Regions from separate parts of the Mus musculus genome. Here region 2 is linked to region 1. A link is a contact called in ENCODE Hi-C data. All regions are on one chromosome and are shown on one strand. Each heading gives the region's core, a stretch centred on a gene start or an enhancer-like site at or near the end of the contact. The rest is flanking DNA. Distances are from core to core; before and after follow the strand shown. Region 1 holds the start of A330001L22Rik (a long non-coding RNA gene). Region 2 holds the start of Polr3a (polymerase (RNA) III (DNA directed) polypeptide A).

Region 1 (6,361 bases), core at 907-3,406:
TGGGTCCAGCAGCCTCAGCTTGCTCTTTCCCTCACTCTTCCAGGAAGGATTGCTCAGCGGAACAGAACCTGGGTGCAGAGACCCCTGGGGGCCTGCTCCAGTCCAGGACTCTTAGGGCGCTCTGGGCCAGGCTTTCCAACTTGCCGGGCCTGACCTGTCAGGCGGATTATCTTCGAGGGAGATTAATAGGGGAGGCGGGCTGCAATAATAATCGTTTTGTTTGATGTGACAACTCTGATAGGCGTTGATTTACTTACAAACTGATAGGCTTTTAATTGAGCGCCTCCGCCGAGCCAGAGATGAAAGGGAAGCGGTGGTGAAAGGCGGCCCGCCTGCCCTCCGGCCTCAATACTGATTAGCCATCTCGACAGTGAATAGTTCAAGGCATTTTCAAACTTTTTTCCTCGGCTCTCTTCCCTTCCGCCTTCTTCCCTCCACCTCCTCCTCAAATATCTGCCATGCCCACACCCTTTTTTTTTTTTTTTTTTTTTTTTTAGAAAACAAATCATGTCCATTGTGTGCAAATAAAATCCGCAGGACGTCCATGCCAACCACCTCTGAGGGTTGGAAGCATTAGGCCTAGCCTGAAGTAATTAATAACAATATATCCCCCCACACCCCCTCCAACTTCCACAGCTTACTCGGCCTTCAGAGATTTGGCCTCCCTTGAGAGGTGCGCAGGCTCAGATGCTGGTGCCTCCCCAAAGCCCGGGGAACGCAGACCCCCAGGCGCCCCCGTGCGCTCCGACCTTCGGAGTTGAGTTTTAACGCGGCAGTCGGAGCTCACGGAGCCCGGCGGCGCACACCGGTGAGCGCATGTAATCTACGTGGGACGAGAGCCATTCCACGATTCTACCAGTCTTGAAGAGCTGGGGTGGCCTCCCTTGAACTGCCCAGCGCAATGAGAAAACTACTGGAATTGGAGGAAAAGAGACAAACTGAGCCTAGAAACTGAACCCCCGGAGCGAAGAGGACACCCTAGGCCCGCGCTTGCTCCTGCTCTCCTCAGTTCTGTCCACAGCGTCAACTCTCACTCTCCAGGCCTATGAAAGAGGCCAATATGGCAGGTGGCCCAAGGCCTAGCTTCCTATGCTAGGACCACAGGAGCTGACCAGAGGGTGACACCTTTAGAGCCATACAGTGGGAGACACCGGCAGGCACTAACACCCCGCAGGCTGCAAGCAGCTTCAGAGACCTTACCCGGCAGAGTTTGGGGTTGCCATTCTGCCAAAACGTAAGCTGGACTTCTTACTCCAGAGATCATTCAGGCACCTTCACAAAGGTGCCTGTGATCTTGCCATAGTCTCACAAATTTACCTTTCTCAATTGTCGCAGGAGGATCACAAACAGCCAATGTTCTTAACACACACACACACACACACACACACACACACACACACACCAGCCCCAGCCGCTCTTCTTTCCAAATTACCATTAATCGAGTTACCATCCCATTAACTTTGCCAACCTAAGGAATCAAGGAATAAAATCAAAACTCTGTGAAAGAATACTTACGAGAAAATTATATAACTCACCCCCACCCCAGAAAGTTCTCGTTATCCGCGTGGACAGAAACAGAAGGGAAGGGGGACTGGGATGGTAGGAAAGAAATAGGCTGGCAAACAGAAGGAAAAGTCCCCTGAGCGTGCCCGGTTCAGCTCAGGGTGCGCGGTGGTCCGAACCCGGTCTCCAGGCTGGGCCCCCGCCCCTGCGCAGGGCGCAGATCGGCTCCTGGCTCCCAGCTCTCCCAGCCCCACCATTTATCAAAAGGACTTGACAACAAAAGAAGAGCTCTGCGGAAAAGTGGGGGGAGGGGAAATTCAAAGTCTCCCAAGTCCCTCCGAGCAAGGGGGTGTGTCCTCTTCTCACCCCCTTCTACTTTCTACGAGTTTCTGGGAGTAACCCCGGAGCGGACGTTATGGAAGTCGCCCAGCGGCACAGGAGTGCATACGCACTGTGCACCCAGATCCAGGTACAAGTCAGCATGCACAGCGCCTCCCCTCTTCTTTCCAAACAGCCCGAGCGACGGCGCAAATCGAGGGGAACGCCGAAGTCCCGCTCCGCTTCCCTGGAAGAACCGGTTTCCACAGGCAGCCGCCCCTCCCTCTCGCGTTCCTTCCCTCTCCTCTCCCCGCATAGGTCAGTCCTGTCTGGATGGTCTACATCATGCCGTCCAGCAGCCCGATTAAGTCCCGGCTCCCAGGACTGTCGGGATGGCCAGCGGAGGGTAGTGGCGAAGGACCCGGGAGAGGAGGAGAGCGAGCCTGAGACCTGTTTGCCTATGCACATGGTCAGGCCTCTTCTCTTGAGCTATTCAACTCTCGCTACGAACACGGGTCACAGAATTAAGGAGGTTTATTCTACAAGTAACCTCCAGAACTCGGGCTATATTTGATGGCATGGCTCTTTGGAAAGAAATTCCCGAGTCTGGGGTGGGAACACTACCGAGGTCGACAACTGGACATCCTCAAGTTACATTCCCGGGAGGGATTATGCCAGAGAGGCGGGAAACCTCCGCGTTAGACGTCGCCTCCAGCGTCGTTCTTAGGTACTCAGCAGACCCGAACTGGGCGACCCGGATTGACCGAAGCACCCAAAGGTAGAAGGTGTGTCTGTCTCCACAACCCCAAGAGGGAGTGAGCACATCCCAGGCCGGTGCTCCAGACTAGGAGTCCTGGGTGCACCTGCGCACTTTACTCTCACTATTTCATTTTCCTGACTGTGGACGCCCCTTTCCCCTCTTTCTTTTTCTTACACACCCTCCACACACACAAACACACACACAGGTGCCAGGAGGCTGCTGCTCTTTCCCCCTCCTTCAGTTTCTTCTCGGTCTCTTCCTTCCTCTGTCTCACTCTAGGTCTCTCTTTTTCCCTTCAAGTCTCACCCGCCTTGTAATCAGCAACAAAAGCTGACATAAATCACGGGCAGATTGACAAGAGCTGACAAATAACTGATTGATTGCGGTCGAGGCACATTGACAATTGATGGAGGGGTGGAGATGCCCAGAGAAACAGGGGGTGCGGGGGGGGGGGAGAGTAGCAAGACGAAAGCAAGAATGGGGGGGGGGCTGAAGTGTGAAACAGGGGAAACATGTGACCCCCCGCTCAAGCCCCAATCTGAGCGTCCTTCGGTGTCACGTGACCGGGAAGGGCGGAGAGCCCGGCGCACGTCGCGAGGACGAGCAGCCACCGCCTCCGTTGCCCTTCTAGCTTCTGGTTTCTCTGCTGCTGAACCTCTGGAAATCCAAGCGGGCGGGCAGACTTTCTGCAGCATCGACTTTCCTTACCCGGGTGGCCGCGCCACGCAAAATCTTAATTTCTGAAAAGATTTTTTTTGTATACAGGCTCCCACTCATCCCTGGAGTTGACTGTTCAGCAGGTATCCACATTACCGCCTGCGTTTCTTCTCCCGAAGTCTGTTAACACTCCCTCCCTCCAAAGGTTTCAGTTTGTTTTCCTGCTGGGAAAACGAAGAACGACGAAGAGAAAAAAGAAGGAAGGCGGTAGATGACAAACGTAGAATAAATGTCCATCTCGTCCGGGTAGCGAAATCGAGGGAGGGGACAAGCCGAGGGGCGGCGAAGAGGGAGCTGCCCATTAAAACCAGCTCTGAGATTCCTGGCGGTGGCGGCGGCGCGGGACGCGTCACATCCCCTTGACCCTCCAATCACCTCGGGCTCCCATTTGATTGGAAGGCGGCAAAGGCTTTAATCTCCCCCTCGGTGCAGCTGCTTTTGAAGTGAGTTTCCTCGCCAGAGCCCGGGCTGGACAAGCAGCGACACACATCGCAGAGCGCAGCGCCGGCTCGGGGCCGGGAGAGCGCAGCGCAGGGCGCAGCCCGAGGCAGACACCGCGCACCGCGGGGACACTCCCGCAGTCTGTCCTGCTCTTCTAGCCCCATCACGGCTCCGCTGCGGGCCACCCAGGATTATTCGCTTCTGGCTCCCGGCGGCGAGAAAGCGCGCGGGGCTCCCGCGTCCGCCGCGCCAGCTCCTCCTCCAGCTGCTCCCGCTCCCCGGGCGAGCGCGCAGCCCCGAGCCCGCCCCGCGCATCTCGGAGCCCTCCCCCCGCTGCTCCCATGCGCGCGGGTGGGTCATGAGCACAGCGCCCTCGCTTTCTGCCCTAAGAAGCAGTAAGCACAGCGGCGGCGGCGGCGGCGGCGGCGGCGGCGGCGGCAGCGGCGGCGGCAGCGCGGACCCTGCCTGGACCAGCGCGCTTTCTGGAAATTGCTCCGGCCACGGCCCAGGCTCCTCCCCGGCCGGCAGCACCAAGCCTTTTGTGCACGCTGTGCCCCCCTCTGACCCCCTGCGCCAGGCTAACCGCCTGCCCATCAAGGTGCTGAAGATGCTGACGGCACGGACTGGCCACATTTTGCACCCAGAGTATTTGCAACCCCTGCCTTCCACGCCCGTCAGCCCCATCGAGGTAAGGACCTTCTCTCGGGGTCAAGCTGAGTCCCCTACCAGGGCTGCCTTCCTGTGGGGTTTCTTTCCCCCCTGGGATCTGGGGCTCTCGGAGTGGGGGTGGGGGCAGTCGAAGTGATTCAGCTCCAGGATGGGAGGAAAGGACAGTACTTCCTCAACCTTAGTCAGTAGAGAGCAACGAGATGAAATTGGGTGCAAATTCTAAGGGGCAAAGCCACACAAACTTGTCTCCTTTTTGTATTAAAGTCCCTATGTACCTAGCCCTCCCCCATCGGCCCCTAGGCGGACAAGGGCCTGTATACTGTTCCAAAGTCGCCTTCCTCAGAAGCTAGTATATTTACACAGCCTCGGAGGCGCCAACCACTCAAGCACTCACACTTTAGAATCAAGGAGTGTGTGCTGGGGAAGAGGGTACAATTCTGGATCTAAAGGGATGAAAACCAAAACATTTGCGAGAGATTGTTTCCAAATCTAAGTAGTGACTTAAAGAATTCAGGAAGGATCCTAGAGCGACCAGGGGGTTCTGGCATCTTTCCCAAGGATACGGAGTGGGGTGCCACTTAGAATTGCGCCTGGAAGTTGAAATGCTTTTCGCGGGCTGTTACGAAGGGCACTAGAACCCTAAGTGCAGGTTTCTAAAGGGTTTCTCTCTTTCTCTGTGTGAACCCCTCCCCATCTGACTCCGCAGCTGGACGCCAAGAAGAGCCCACTGGCGCTGCTGGCTCAAACATGTTCGCAGATAGGGAAGCCGGACCCTTCGCCTTCTTCCAAACTCTCCTCGGTCGCCTCCAACGGCGGCGGCGCGGGTGGTGCAGGCAACGGAGCTGGGGGCGACAAGGACGCCAAGTCGGGCCCCTTGAAGCTGAGCGACATCGGCGTGGAGGACAAGTCGAGTTTCAAGCCTTACTCCAAACCCGGTTCAGATAAGAAGGAGCCGGGAGGCGGCGGCGGAGGCGGCGGCGGCGGGGGCGGCGGCGGGGGTGTTGCTGCAGAGAAGTCAGGATTCCGGGTACCGAGCGCCACCTGCCAGCCATTTACGCCCAGGACAGGCAGTCCCAGCTCCAGCGCCTCGGCCTGTTCGCCGGGAGGCATGCTGCCCTCCGCCGGGGGTGGCCCGGAGGGCAAGGACGACAAGAAAGATCCGGAAGCTGGCGGCGGTGGCAGCAGCAAAGGCTCCGGGGGCGCCTCGGCAGACGGGGTACCCGCCGGGCTGGGGCACGGCCGGATTAGCTGCGGCGGCGGAATTAACGTGGACGTGAACCAGCACTCGGAAGGGGGTCCAGGAGGCAAGGCTCTAGGCTCGGACTGTGGCGGCTCTTCCAGCTCAAGCTCGGGTTCGGGCCCCAGCGCGCCCACCTCGTCGTCGGTTTTGGGCTCCGGTCTGGTGGCCCCGGTATCTCCCTACAAACCGGGCCAGACAGTGTTCCCTCTACCCCCTGCGGGCATGACCTACCCAGGCAGCCTGGCTGGGGCCTACGCTGGCTACCCGCCCCAGTTCTTGCCACACGGTGTGGCACTCGACCCCACTAAACCTGGCAGCCTGGTAGGGGCTCAGCTGGCAGCGGCCGCAGCCGGCTCTCTTGGCTGCAGTAAGCCAGCGGGTTCGAGTCCTCTGGCCGGGGCGTCGCCTCCATCAGTGATGACAGCTAGTTTGTGCCGGGACCCATACTGCCTCAGCTACCACTGCGCCAGCCACTTGGCCGGGGCTGCAGCCGCCAGCGCCTCGTGCGCTCATGATCCGGCCGCTGCAGCAGCAGCGCTCAAATCGGGATACCCGCTAGTATACCCCACGCACCCACTGCACGGCGTTCACTCCTCGCTGACGGCTGCGGCCGCTGCGGGCGCCACACCACCCTCCCTAGCCGGCCACCCCCTCTACCCCTACGGTTTCATGCTCCCTAACGACCCGCTCCCCCACATCTGCAACTGGGTGTC
Region 2 (6,783 bases), core at 1,867-4,366, 2.5 Mb before region 1:
ATTACAATTAAGTAGCAACGAGAATAATTTTATTTTTTAAGTATTTATTTATTTATTTTTGGGTTTTTTGAGACAGGGTTTCTCTGTGCTGTCCTGGAACTCACTCTGTAGACCAGGCTGGCCTTGAACTCAGAAATCCGCCTGCCTTTGCCTCCCAAGTGCTGGGATTAAAGGCGTGCGCCACCACTGCCCGGCAGGAATAATTTTATAGTCAAGAGTTAACACAATATGAGGAACTGTAGTAAGAGGCCGCAGCGTTAGCAAGGCTAAGAACCACTAGTTTAAATCTTAGAGGCAGGTAGTTGGTTTAAATTGTTTCCACTAAGCAGGGCCTAAGAGGTAGAGGAAGGCAGATCTCTGAGTTTGAGGCCTACAAAGAGTTTTGGGTCAATCAGGGTTGCACAGTGAGACGCTGACTCAAGAATAAAATAAAGTGCCGGGCGGGCGTGGTGGCACATGCCTTTAATCCCAGCACTCGGGAGGCAGAGGCAGGTGGATTTCTGAGTTTGAGGCCAGCCTGGCCTACAAAGTGAGTTCCAGGACAGCCAGGACTACACAGAGAAACCCTGTCTCGAGAAACCAAAAAAAAAAAAAGAATAAAATAAAGTAAAACTTGTCTCCAAAAAAGTTCATCTTGAAGGCATTTAAGAAAGCCATTGGGGTCGGGGTGGGGTGGGGGCTTTGATCAGGGCGTAAAGTAAATAAATTAATTAATGAGAAAAAAAAGGCCTTTCAGTCAGCATCCCTGCTTTACACCAGGGAAATAGCAGAAACCTTAACTACTCACCCCTATTGCATTGACGTGACACCACGAGTTGCTAGTGACTTTTTCATAAGGTTTTTCGTGTGTGAGGCTTTAGGTTCTTTAAAACCAGACCTTCGAAGCCCATGCAAGGTCTTGAAAAATCCATTGCATTGCCAAGAATGATCCTGAATTCCTGATCTTTCTGCCTTCACCTCCCAAGTGGGGCACCACACCTAGCAGTTTATTGGATTGGAAGGGAGGATTGTGGCTCTTTTGGCTTTGAGACTTTCTGAGAGTCTTTTAAAAACTTGTGAGTTTTTAAAAGACTGGTTTTTATCCAGCCAGCCTGGATGACATGGCTGGATCCTGGCTCCAGTTAAAATTTTAAAAGAACTGAGGATGTAGGTCCACTCAGTGGCGGAACACTGTCTAATATGCAAAGGCTCTGGGTACAATCTACATTGTTCAGTATGCAATGGCTCTGAGTTCAATGCCCAGCTCTGGATGGAGAAAAAAAAAAAAAAGAAAGAAACTATCTATTTGAACCAGCTGTGGTGGCATACACCTATGAATGACCACACCAATCTGTGAAGTTAAATAAGAGGATTAGCCAAGAACTTGAGGCTATCCTGGGCTACAAAGCAAGCACCAACATACCAACTAGGGTTACATAGAGAGAACCTATCTCAAAATATATTTTGGGTTTTTTTTTGTATGTGTGTGAATCTCTGATCTGACACAAAATAAGCTTTTAATATTGCCTGAACCAGAAGTTAATGCTTTGCATAAAGTGGAGCAAACATGAATTAACAGCATTATTCCAAGGGAAATACCCGAGTACAGGGCTTAGTGTGCAGAGGAGACCAACCTGCACTTCTGCCTGCACACACACAAACACACACAAGTATGTTAAGTCCCCAAAGCAGGCCCCCAAACGGCAGTGCTGACGGCACTATTTTAAAGTGATGGTCTGGACCCCACCAGACCTTGCTAGGAAACAGACTTAAAGCATTTCTCAGAAGCCCTTAACAGCTGGCTGAAGGCTCCTGGCTGTATCTGTCAGTCTCCTCCCTGCCCAACAGAGTTCTCATGCTAACCACCGGGATTTTCTGAGCTGGCCCCACTCCAGCCATATAAGTCCCTAAAACCTAGCAAGGCTTTGCTGCTGGGAGCTGTCTTCTACTGTTCTTAGTGGTGGCCTGGCAGTTGGTTTTGTTTTGTTTTGTTTTGTTTTGTTTTTGAGACAGGGTTTCTCTGTGTAGCCCTGGCTGTCCTGGAACTCACTCTGTAGACCAGGCTGGCCTCGAACTCAGAAATCCACCTGCCTCTGCCTCCCGAGTGCTGGAATTAAAGGCGTGCGCCACCACGCCCGGCTTCTGGCAGTTTTTAATAGACCGTTCTTTCTCTCCTTGGAGAGCTGAAGGGTTGGGTGGGTTTTTGTTGCATCTATTTACAAAACACACAATTCAAAACGAACCATACATATATATTACATATGCTGTGTAAGAATAAGCGTGTTTATATGTGTTTGTATATATGTTTGTACACAAGTATGTAAATAGATATGTAAATTTACTTATTTATACCAGGTGGGATGTAACTGAGCACTGAGAGTATGGAGACAGGATGGCAAATTCAGTACCCGTCGGGACTATATATGGAGAGCCTTTCTCAGGAAACAACAACAACAACAACAACACACACACACACACACACACACACACACACGCGCGCGCCGGTCCTTGTTTGATTTTTTTTTCTATTTGATGTAACTTTTTGACCTTGAGATTTAAAAAAAAAAAAACAAAACTGCGGGGCGTGGTGGCGCATGCCTTTAATCCCAGCACTCGGGAGGCAGAGGCAGGCAGATTTCTGAGTTTGAGGCCAGCCTGGTCTACAGAGCGAGTTCCAGGACAGCCAGGGCTGCACAGAGAAACCCTGCCTTGAAAAACAAAAAAACAAAAAAACAAAAAAACAAAAAACAAAAAACAAAAAACAAAAAAAAAAAACAAACAAAAAAAGCGGTCCATCCGTCTCTTCTGCTGTTTTTTTGTTTTTGTTTTTGTTTTTGAGACAGGGTTTCTCTGTGTAGCCCTGGCTGTCCTGGAACTCGCTCTGTAGACCAGGCTGGCCTCGAGCTCAGAAATCCGCCTGCCTCTGCCTCCCAAGTGCCGGGATTAAAGGCGTGCGCCACCACGCCCGGCCTCTTCTGCTGTTTTGAGAAACCCACCTGAAAAAGCCATTTTCCCCCACTGATCTGCGCGGCCTAGGTGCATTTTCGTGAAGGAGCCGCTAGATGGCGATCTAGAAGGAGGGCTCAAAGCAGCGTCTGCCAAGCCTCTCTTCATAAAGTCCGGCGGCGGAAGAGGAAGCGGCACGTGCGGCGCTCTACGGTGGCCGGGGAGGCTGCTGCAGCTTCCTTACTCCTAAATACCTAAGCACCCCGGGAAGGTGCGGCGACAGTGGTTTTTGTAGTCGCAGCTCCGAGAAGGGCGTCCGGCCAGCCGGCACCATGGTGAAGGAGCAGTTCCGCGAGACGGATGTGGCTAAGAAAATGTAAGGACGCCCCCGAAGGGGTGGGGGTGAGGTGGAGGCTGAGGTCCCGGGTCCCAGAGTGTCCCAGGAGAGGGACAGTTGTTAAGGGAGCGAAGAAAAAAGTTCCAGGATGGGATTTCAGATCCTGGGGTGGGGGGTGGGGGATCCGTGAGGTATAGCGGGGAAAGTGCAATGGACGGAACAGTGTCAGAACGGGCATTCTGGGCGAAGATGCCACCTCCTGAATCCCTGCGCTGATTACTCTCAGCGGACCTCTTCCTCTGGCACGAGGACACAGTTGTGTGCTGACTCAAGGTTGTCAGCTAGAAAGTGGCAGGCTCAGAAACCAAGCTGCTCTTCTGGGCTCTCTGTTTCAAAGCTTAATTATTAAGCCCTGGTTGTTTGATTTTTTTTTTTTTTGGCGGGGGGGGGGGAGGCTAAGGCGGATCTTTTTGCTTCTTCAACTTACATAAGAGAATGTACTGAGGACAGTGTTGTGCACTAAAGGTCCCGCAGAATGCAGTCTTTCTGCTTGGTCTGTTGTAGAGTAGACAAATCAGCCATGATTGTGGCAAATGCAACGACCAGCAGAGAGGAGACTGAGAGCACCAAGTAATGAATAAGTCTGGGCTCGGTGCAGACCAGGCTCCTTTTAAAACACGTACTGGAGGGACAAGGTAGACTGATAGACGTGAAGCAGGGGACTTACACTATGTGAGTCTTGCAAGGCGTGTCAGACTTTTGGAGTGTTTGGCCAGGACAGAGTTTGAGGCCATGGCAGGGATCTAGACTGGCAATGATGGTGACTTGAGCTGGGTCCAGGGCTCTGAGGTGGATGTGGGGACTTTGGAGAGAAGTGAACTTAAAGGGGCATAGGGCATAAAATGGAAGAGAGAAGCAGAGACAGAGGTAAGAAAAATGAGACTGGAGGAACTCTGTGTTACTGTTCACTGGGACAGGTGTCACCTGGGTGACCTCCGACTGTTCTCAGTCCACCATCTCAGTCCTTCACACGCACCCTATTCACATGAAAGGATCCTCACACAGCAGCCCAGGGATGCAGAGCCACAAGCCAATAGTTATGCCACTCAGGCCAAGGCAGGCAGTCAGGAGTTTGAAGCTAGCCCAAGCTACAGAGCAAGACCCTTCATTTCAGATGCAAACTAGATCTCTGTCACCTGGATCTTCCAGCAGCTCTTGGTAATGCTGACACTTGATTCCCTCCTAAATCCCAAGCCCTGGCCCCTGCAGGCCTTACTGGGCTCATCTTGTACCCTTAGCTGTCTGTGCCGCTTGCCTGTGATTCTCTGGTGATGCCCAGTGCCTGTGGGCCAAGGAATCTTTACCTTCTGCTTCCTATCTTCATTCTCCTATTTGCTCTGTCTGACTTAGAATTCAGCTGGAAGATCACCTTTGCAGAGAGGTGTTCTGACCAGACCCTGGTGTCCCATCAGACTGTACCATCATCCCATGTTATTTTAATTCTCTCTATCTTTTATGAACAGTTAGTGCTCCTACCCCAACTCCAAACAGATAAAGTCTTTTATTCAAAGCAGCACAGTATCTCTAGATGAACTCTTTGTCCATGTAAGTTGTTACTTGCTTGTGTTTCTTAGAAAATGGCAAAGGGGAGGAAGCCTGCACACGTTTGATCTAGATGTAACTTTTCAGATATTCTGAGTTGGAGATGCCCATGCCCAGTCAACTAGAGGTGGCTGACGTAAAGAGATTTCGAAGACGTCTATATATACAAACAAAGGGCATCCCTGGGAGGATTGTGCAATGAAGAGGAGGAAGGGTGGCACCCAGAATGGTGGGGGGGGGGGGTGTCCAATATGCAAATGATAGCAGTGGAAGAAGATACCTCAAAAGACCCAAAAGGACTAAATGAAGACAGTAAAGGAGAGTATAGGCCGGGTGGTGGTGGAGCACGCCTTTAATTCCAGCACTTGGGAGGCAGAGGCAGGCGGATTTCTGAGTTCGAGGCCAGCCTAGACTATAGGCTACACAGAGAAACCCTGCCTCAACCCTCCTCCTCCCCCCAAAAAGGAGAATATACTGAGAGGAGAGGGGCACTGAAGGTGTAGGGAACCTGAAAGCAGAGATAAGGAAGCAAGTCCAGACTGAGAAAGATAGGTTCATCACTAGCTTGCCCACCAAGGGAGTGACCTTGAGAGCAATAACGTCTCATGAGGGAAAATTGAAACTCTTTCCCGTAGGATAAAGGGTTGAAGACCCAGTTACTAAACTCTGTCTGGGTCTGGTGGAACGAGCCTGTCCAGGAGTCAGAGGGCAGGGTGGTTTTGGTTGTGTCCATGTGTGCCTAGATCCATGGGCTTTGATACCTTTCTCTGGTTTGTTCCCACTGCAGAAGCCATATCTGTTTTGGAATGAAGTCCCCTGAGGAGATGCGCCAGCAGGCACATATCCAGGTTGTCAGTAAGAACCTGTACAGCCAAGACAACAACCACGCCCCCTTGTTGTATGGAGTGCTTGACCATAGAATGGTAAGGCCCTGTCCCTCCCAGTGTTCCACAGTTGACACGTGAAATCGTTGGTCCCAGCTGGCTGTGAGTTAGGAAGATTGGGCCCCTTTCTTGTGCTCTCCACCAATGGCTGGGTGTTCTTTCCTCCAAAGGGTACGAGCGAAAAAGATCGTCCTTGTGAGACCTGTGGGAAGAACTTGGCGGACTGTCTCGGCCACTATGGCTACATTGATCTCGAGCTACCGTGCTTTCATGTCGGGTACTTCAGGGCTGTCATTGGTATCTTACAGGTGAGCGAGGGGTCAGGGACACTGGAGGGAACCCAGGAACTGTGGCTGAGGAGGGGTATATCCAGAAGTTTCTATACTGTGCCCATAGTATTGCAATCTTGCATTATGTTAAATTCCTTACAGATTCTCTAATGTTCTGTTTCCCTTGAGAAAGCAATAGCTGCAGAAGAGATGGCTTACTGGGTAAGGCGTTTGGTGCTAGTCTGAGCACCTGAGTCACTTGCCAGGTCCCGCGCTGTTGAAGGAGAGAGCTGACTCCTAATGTCCTCTGATCTTCACACATAAGCTGTAGCTCACACTGAAATAAATACATGTTAAAAGAAAAAAAAAATCTGCCCAACTGAAAGTGGTAGTTTATTCATCGCAAGCCGTGCTAAGCTAGGCGTAACATATACTGGAACCTTAGCACTCAAGAAGCAGACAAGGAGAATCTCAGGTCCAAGACCAGCTCAGGCTGTGCAATGAAACCTGTCTTAAGGTTTTAAAAATCCAGATTCCAACTGTTAAAAACTATAGGACTGGTGATGTGCACGTGTAATCACAGGGCTAGAGAGGCAGAGGCAGGAAGATTGCGAAACTGAGGCTAGCTTGAGACGTGAGTTCAAGATCAGCCTGAACTAAATAACAAAAAAAGATGGTAGGGTAGCTAGAGTTCATTGATATGCATGCCTAGCATGCCTAAGACCCGAGGTTCAATCAAACACTGTACAAAAATAATAACAGTTCC

The links. A loop is a pair of places that touch in the nucleus more often than their neighbours do.
Region 2: a map of T-helper 1 cell shows a loop between it and region 1 (4-fold over the local background). The contact joins the promoter of Polr3a here to the promoter of A330001L22Rik in region 1. A Hi-C loop is called at or near these places in 2 of 37 maps with a recorded cell type or tissue (T-helper 1 cell and regulatory T cell).

What each region holds. Positions count from the first base shown.
Region 1 is chr14:21,985,270-21,991,630 of GRCm38, reverse strand. It overlaps A330001L22Rik (a long non-coding RNA gene), which reads right to left and starts at 2,156. Exons shown (of 2, transcript XR_001781181.2): 1 at 1-2,156. It overlaps Zfp503 (zinc finger protein 503), which reads left to right and starts at 2,030. Exons shown (of 3, transcript NM_145459.3): 1 at 2,030-2,606; 2 at 3,347-4,427; 3 at 5,115-6,361. The coding sequence starts at 4,098.
Region 2 is chr14:24,483,391-24,490,173 of GRCm38, reverse strand. Polr3a (polymerase (RNA) III (DNA directed) polypeptide A) reads left to right here and starts at 3,116. Exons shown (of 31, transcript NM_001081247.2): 1 at 3,116-3,301; 2 at 5,652-5,787; 3 at 5,919-6,056. The coding sequence starts at 3,258.